Regions from separate parts of the Mus musculus genome. Here region 1 is linked to region 2. The links are chromatin loops, found by intact Hi-C in ENCODE. Cell type or tissue: left cerebral cortex. All regions are shown on one strand. Each heading gives the region's core, and the rest is flanking DNA. Links, peaks and the distances in the headings are about the cores only.

What was found. A loop is a pair of places that touch in the nucleus more often than their neighbours do. Peaks named below come from ENCODE experiments on the same cell type or tissue, not always from the same donor. Only the 100,000 strongest peaks of a DNase experiment are listed, where the experiment ranks them.
Region 1: it touches region 2 in a loop (3-fold over the local background); 3 of 42 quality-filtered maps call a loop at or near these places.

What each region holds. Positions count from the first base shown.
Region 1 is chrX:37,073,383-37,076,302 of GRCm38, reverse strand. No RefSeq gene overlaps it. Among named protein-coding and RNA genes, the nearest start is that of Snora69, 8.2 kb to the left of the region's middle. In left cerebral cortex, for the core only: a CTCF peak has its summit at 1,568 (motif pointing right); a DNase peak (open chromatin) is centred at 1,572.
Region 2 is chrX:36,525,448-36,528,367 of GRCm38, reverse strand. No RefSeq gene overlaps it. Among named protein-coding and RNA genes, the nearest start is that of Gm14569, 34 kb to the right of the region's middle. In left cerebral cortex, for the core only: no CTCF peak of the experiment used is centred there; a DNase peak (open chromatin) is centred at 1,268.

The DNA of each region.
Region 1 (2,920 bases), core at 187-2,686, 550 kb before region 2:
GTGGAAGAGATGGCTCATGGCTTAGAGGACAGGACATCCTGCTCTTTCAGAGGACCTAAGTTCAGTTCCCTAAGTTCAGTTCCAGTGGATCTTCCATGTGTAACGTGTGTAAACTCAAGCAGACACACGCATGCGCACAAGTAAAAACAAAATAAAATAAACCTTTAAGGAAAAAGTTGGCTTCCAGAAGAAGCAGATGCAAGCCTTTAAAGCCACTGAAAAATCAAGCAGGGTGCCCTGTCCCCCCCTCTTAAAATTCTTTTTATTACTTTAAATATCAAAGAAAACCCTAAAATCTAGAAGCATATTTTTTTTAAGGATTTATTTATTTTATGTATATGAGTACACTCTATATGTAGGTTGTGAGCCTTCATGTGGTTTTTGGGAATTGAATTTTTAAGACCTCTGCTCACTCTGATCAATCCCGCTCACTCAGGCCCAAAGATTTATTTATTATTATACATAAGTATGCTGTAGCTGTCTTCAGACACACCAGACGTGGGCATCAGATCTCATTACAGATGGTTGTGAGCCACCATGTGGTTGCTGGGATTTGAACTCAGGACCTCTGGAAGAGTAGTCAGTGCTCGTAACCACTGAGCCATCTTACCAGCCCCACCCCCTCTCTCTTTAGGCTTGATTCTTTCTGCACAGCTGCTTCACTGTCCTTCCTCCTGGCAGAGAATCAGAAATGGATTGAAATCACCAAATCTCAACAGCCAGATTTTGAGAGGAAAAACCCCATTGGCCCAAGTTGGGTCTCATTTCAAGTTGGGTGAAGAGCCAATCCAGAATGTCTCAAGGACCAGGTCTGTATGATCTTGCCTGTAAATAGGCTGGCTTGGGCTGAGCAGGCCTGGGCAAGGGCCTCTGTTACAAGAGACTTGTGTGCTGGCCATGAATCGCCTGGAGAGACGCCTTCCCTCTCTGGTCCTTTGTCATTGGCTGTTTGCTTCTTTCGTTCTCTTTCTGCTTTCTACAGTCATTTATGTTGACATTTGTTTTAAGTCTGGGTATTTTAGAGACCCCAAGGATGCTGACATGTGGGAAAGATGCCATATAGAATAAAAATGGAATAAATTCTGATACAAATCAGTTTATAGATTGTGGGATTTAAAGAAAACATGCTCTCTATGAATTTTTTGCTACATTTATTTATTTCATCATGGTGTATGTGTGCACTCATGCATGTGTGTAATATGTGATATGCCAGGACACACAAATGGAAGTCAGAGGAATTTTTTCTCTAGCATACGGACACCAGTGATGGAAATATTGCCAGGCTTGGCAGCAAGTGCTTTTACCTGTCACGCCATCTTTGATTTGGACTAGTGAGGAGTCAAAACTGAACCTGACATGGAGACACATACCTGCAATTCCAGCACTTGGGAAGTAGAGGCCAGAGGAAGAGGGTGAAGAGTTTAAGGCCAGTCCTAGGTACATTACAAAATCCATAAAAACAGAAAACCAAAAATGAAAAGGGGGCGAACAGTGGAATTAAATGTTACCTCTGTTTAGAGGCGCAGAATGAGTCTCAAGTTGTCATTCGGGGCTGCTACCGCCAGAGGGAGCCTTTGCAACGCTTTTCTGCATTGGCCTGATTTCCTGGTTCTCAGAGACTTGTATTTTAATGGAGTCTAAACAAGGTAGGGAGATGACTGACTGGGTAAAGCACTTGCCGAAGCCACATGAAGGCCAGATGTGTGTAGAGGTTACCCTCTAATTCCAGCACACGGGAGGTAACAAAACCAGGGCATCCCCAGAACAACCTCGCTAGCTAGATTAGCCCAGTTTTGGTAAACTTTGTGCTCAAGTGAGAGTCCTTGCCTCAATAAAGAGGAGAACAGGGCTGGAGAGATGGCTCAGTGGTTAAGAGCACTCACTGCTCTTCCAAAGGTCCTGAGTTCAATTCCCAGAACCCATATGGCAATTCATAACTGTGTGATGCTGTCTCCTGGTGTGCAGATGTACATGCAGAAAAGTACCCGTATCTATATAAATATGGAAATAAACATATATTTATTTTTATTATATTTATCTATATACATATGTAAATAAACCTTTAAAATATTTAAATATTTAAAATATTGAATAAAATTAAGAATAATACAGGGAAAATACTGGGAGAACAATTAAGAAAGACACAAGACACAGCCTCTGGCCTCCCCATTCTAAGGCACACATACATGTGGACTTCATATGTGCACATCCACCCCACACATACACAGACAAAAAGAATAAAGCAGTCTTAGGATCGTAGAGGAATATGGATGTAGGATATATGGGCATCCCATCTCCTCTTCTTCCTCCTCTTCCTTCTTTTGATGGGATGCAGGACCATTGTGTATATAAGGACTCTACTACTGAGCCACACTCTTCCTAGTGTCTGTATCTCCTGCTCCCAGGAGTCACCTTAAATGAAACCAACCTCTCTGGCTCTGGCTCTGGTTCTGGTTCTGGTTCTGCTCCTCTCCCCACTTTCTCTCTCATGCTTTTTCTCTCTGCCTCCTTCCCTCTCTAAATCCTGTGTGTGTGTGTGTGTGTGTGTGTGTGTGTGTGTGTGTGTGTGTGTGTGTGTCTGGCCTTGAACTCCTTGTCTTCCTGCCTTCACCTCCAAGTGCTAGGATTTCAAGTAGCCACTATTCCTAGCTAAAACTGAGTTCTTTTGGTCAGTTTTAACAACTTCTATAAGTAAAACATATTGAGATTGGGGATGTAGCTCTGTTGGTAAAATGCTTGCCTAGCGTGCATGAGATGGTGGGTTGCATTTTCAGCACTGCATAAACTGGGCATCGTGGTACACATCTCTAATCCCAACACTTTCGAGGCAAACACAGAGGGATCAGGAATTCAAGGCTACCCTGGGCTGTGTAGTAAGTTCAAGGCGAACTTGAATTACATGAGACCTTAACCACAGCAA
Region 2 (2,920 bases), core at 330-2,829:
ATTACTATTACTGAACCTGAAGTTCACTGTTTCTGCTGGACTTGATGGCCAACGAGTTCCAACAAGTCCACCCCCCTCCACAACCCATAGTTATGGGTTTATAGGCACATAGCCCATGCACAGATTTTATGTTGGTGCCGGGAACTGGAACATAGGTCCGTATGCTTCCACAAAAAAAATACTTAACCCACTGATCCATCTTCCCATCCCTGTAAGGAAATTTTAGGAGGTAGCAAGTCTTTCTAGTTACCTGGGCTTCCTGCTCAGGCTGGGAATAGACACCAACAGAGTATAAGATTGTGATCCTAACATACTCGGGAAATAATGTCAATTTATTTGATGATGTTCATTTTTTTCCTAATGGAAGGTTAAAAGCTATATTTGAGGGAACCTTTTATCATCCTAAGAAATACAATCTTCCAATCTGAAATAATTTTTCTTAAGGGTAACCATGGTGATTGGAAAATCAGAGAGAGAACAGCATTTGGAGATGGCTGACAGGCCATTTTTCTTTGATGCTCTTAGACTAATTTCAGGTTGATTTTCTGTGTCCATTTTCTTCTCTTCTCTTTTCTTTTCTTTTCCTTTTTTTTTTTGTGAGGGAGTAGCTTAGGAGCTAGGCATTGAAGAAACCTTTTAAGATGGTTAATATTGATTGGCAACTTGACAGGATAGAGAATCACCAAGGAGACAAACCTCCAGGCCTGCCTGTGAAGGAATTATATTGAGCAGAGGCGCTAAGATCCATCTTGAATGTGAGAGATACAGTGTCATAGATGGGGGTGGGGTGGGGTCTGCATTAAATGACTTTAACTGAGAAACCATAGTCATCTCTGAGCTTTCTGACTGCAGACACAGTATGACCAACTGCCTCAAACTCCTGTCAGTGTGTCTTTCACTTGCTCATGAATGACTATACCCTCTAACTGTGAGCCTTTCCTTCTCTAGTTGCCTTTTTCAGATATTTTGTTCCAAAAACCAGTTAACAAACCAACCCACCCATACAGGGCACTGCCATGTTGAATACAAGAAACTAGGAAGAAAGAGGTCATGGTGCCAGATCAAGACCCATAAACGGCGACTGGTTGGTTTGAACTCAAAATTAGCTTTTCTAATCTATCCACAAAGTGCTCCCTCTACAGAGCTGAACTAACTCATCAGCTCTCTTTGAAACAGATGGTATTTTTCTCAATAGTTCCTTTGCAATAACTTAGTTAAGGCCCTGCTTTTGAAACATCTCTATGCTTTCCCAGGACCTGTGGGATAATGTGACAACATCTGGTGAGATGCTAGCCATAGCCACAGCTAAATTGTGTTCACAGTATTCTTTCTTTGAGGACGTCAGACACTTTTCAACAAGGATGGGGAAGACTGGAGATTGAAGTGCTCCCTTTTTCCTTCCCAATGTGATAAATCTTAGTGAGTTTTTGGAATTTACTCAGGCCTCACCTCCTGTCCTCCCTTCAAAGGCATCTGGCTTCTTTTTGCGCATTAACGCTCCCTGTAAGACCCCCTAACAGGCTATCACATTGTAGTTGTCTGCTCCAACTGAGGCCCCTCCAAGGGTAAAACCTTATTTTATCTATGTCTACCTTTAGCACTCAATACAAGCCTTAGTCCAAGGAAGTCATTCAATAAAGGCTTATGGAATAACTTAATGGCCTCGTTAAGCACATATCCCAAAGAACAATGGGTCAGTGTATAATGAATGTTCCCTGACATTTCAGAATGTGAAAAATTTTAAGGGACCTAAGGTCAGACTTTGACCTTGATTTCTACTCAGTGTGCATGACTTTTTGTTTCTAACCAAACTCTTCTTTCCATTTCCACTCCCCAGATAAGAGACACACATTGTAACAGCACTGCCATAGACTTGATCCTTTCTTCCTGTAGCTGCTCTGTCCTTCCCCACATCATCTCTGATTCTTTGGACCTCGTTAAGACCTTGCAGCGAGACGTTTACTCTCCTTTGAACACCTTGAAGACTTGTTGCCTGGACAAGTCTTGTACTCAGGGTGGAGCACTCTGCTGGGTTAGTTAGCTTTACAGGGGACCTCGGGTTGTCAGAGCCGAAAGAGCCCAGAAAACTATCTGTTTCTGACATGTCATTGTACAGAAGGCCCCGAGATTCAGAGAGAAGTGCCTTTCCCCAAGTCCCCTGGTTAAATGTTGCAGTGCCCACAGGACATGCAAATAGAGATGTCTAATTGAATAGCAACATAGAAATCAGTATTAGAGTTTGTGGCTTGCCTGAAACATGCCAGTTCTTGGGTTTCATTTGCAGCGCCAGAAAAAAATGAGAGAGAGAGAGAGAGAGAGAGAGAGAGAGAGAGAGAGAGAGAGAGAAGACTTAGGGCAGTTTGGTAACAAGCAAGGATATATTTTTTCCAATGCTACAAGACACACAATTTATAACATACCCCATGTTATAAATTTCCCACAATTCCTAGTGTCACACCCCTAAATCATGAGAACAATTTTAAAAAGGAGCTCACATAACCACAAACTGATTCCTTACAGTTAGGTATGGATAACCCAGAAGATAACCAGACATTTATTCAAGATTCTTTGCTGGGAACAAGTAGTCCAAGCCTACAGATGTTTACCCCCATGCTTGCCCTCTTGGGATGGGTTGATACTTCCCTCCTCATATAAACAGCTCATTCCTTGCCACATTTCCCACTATAGGCATCAAGCTGGAGGATCTCACTACAACTTGGCTCCAGCCCTACAAGGTTTGGCTGTTCCTATCCCTCCTCTTTTTTGTGGATAAGACAAATAAGGAACACAGAGTGCAAGCAATTTGCTTGAGAGCACACACTTAGAGTTCATTAGAGCTGGACTTCTAACCTTCAGCTGTCCAGCTCTAAAATGATTGTTCTTAATCACATCTGGCCTACTTAGGAATGCCATTTAACTG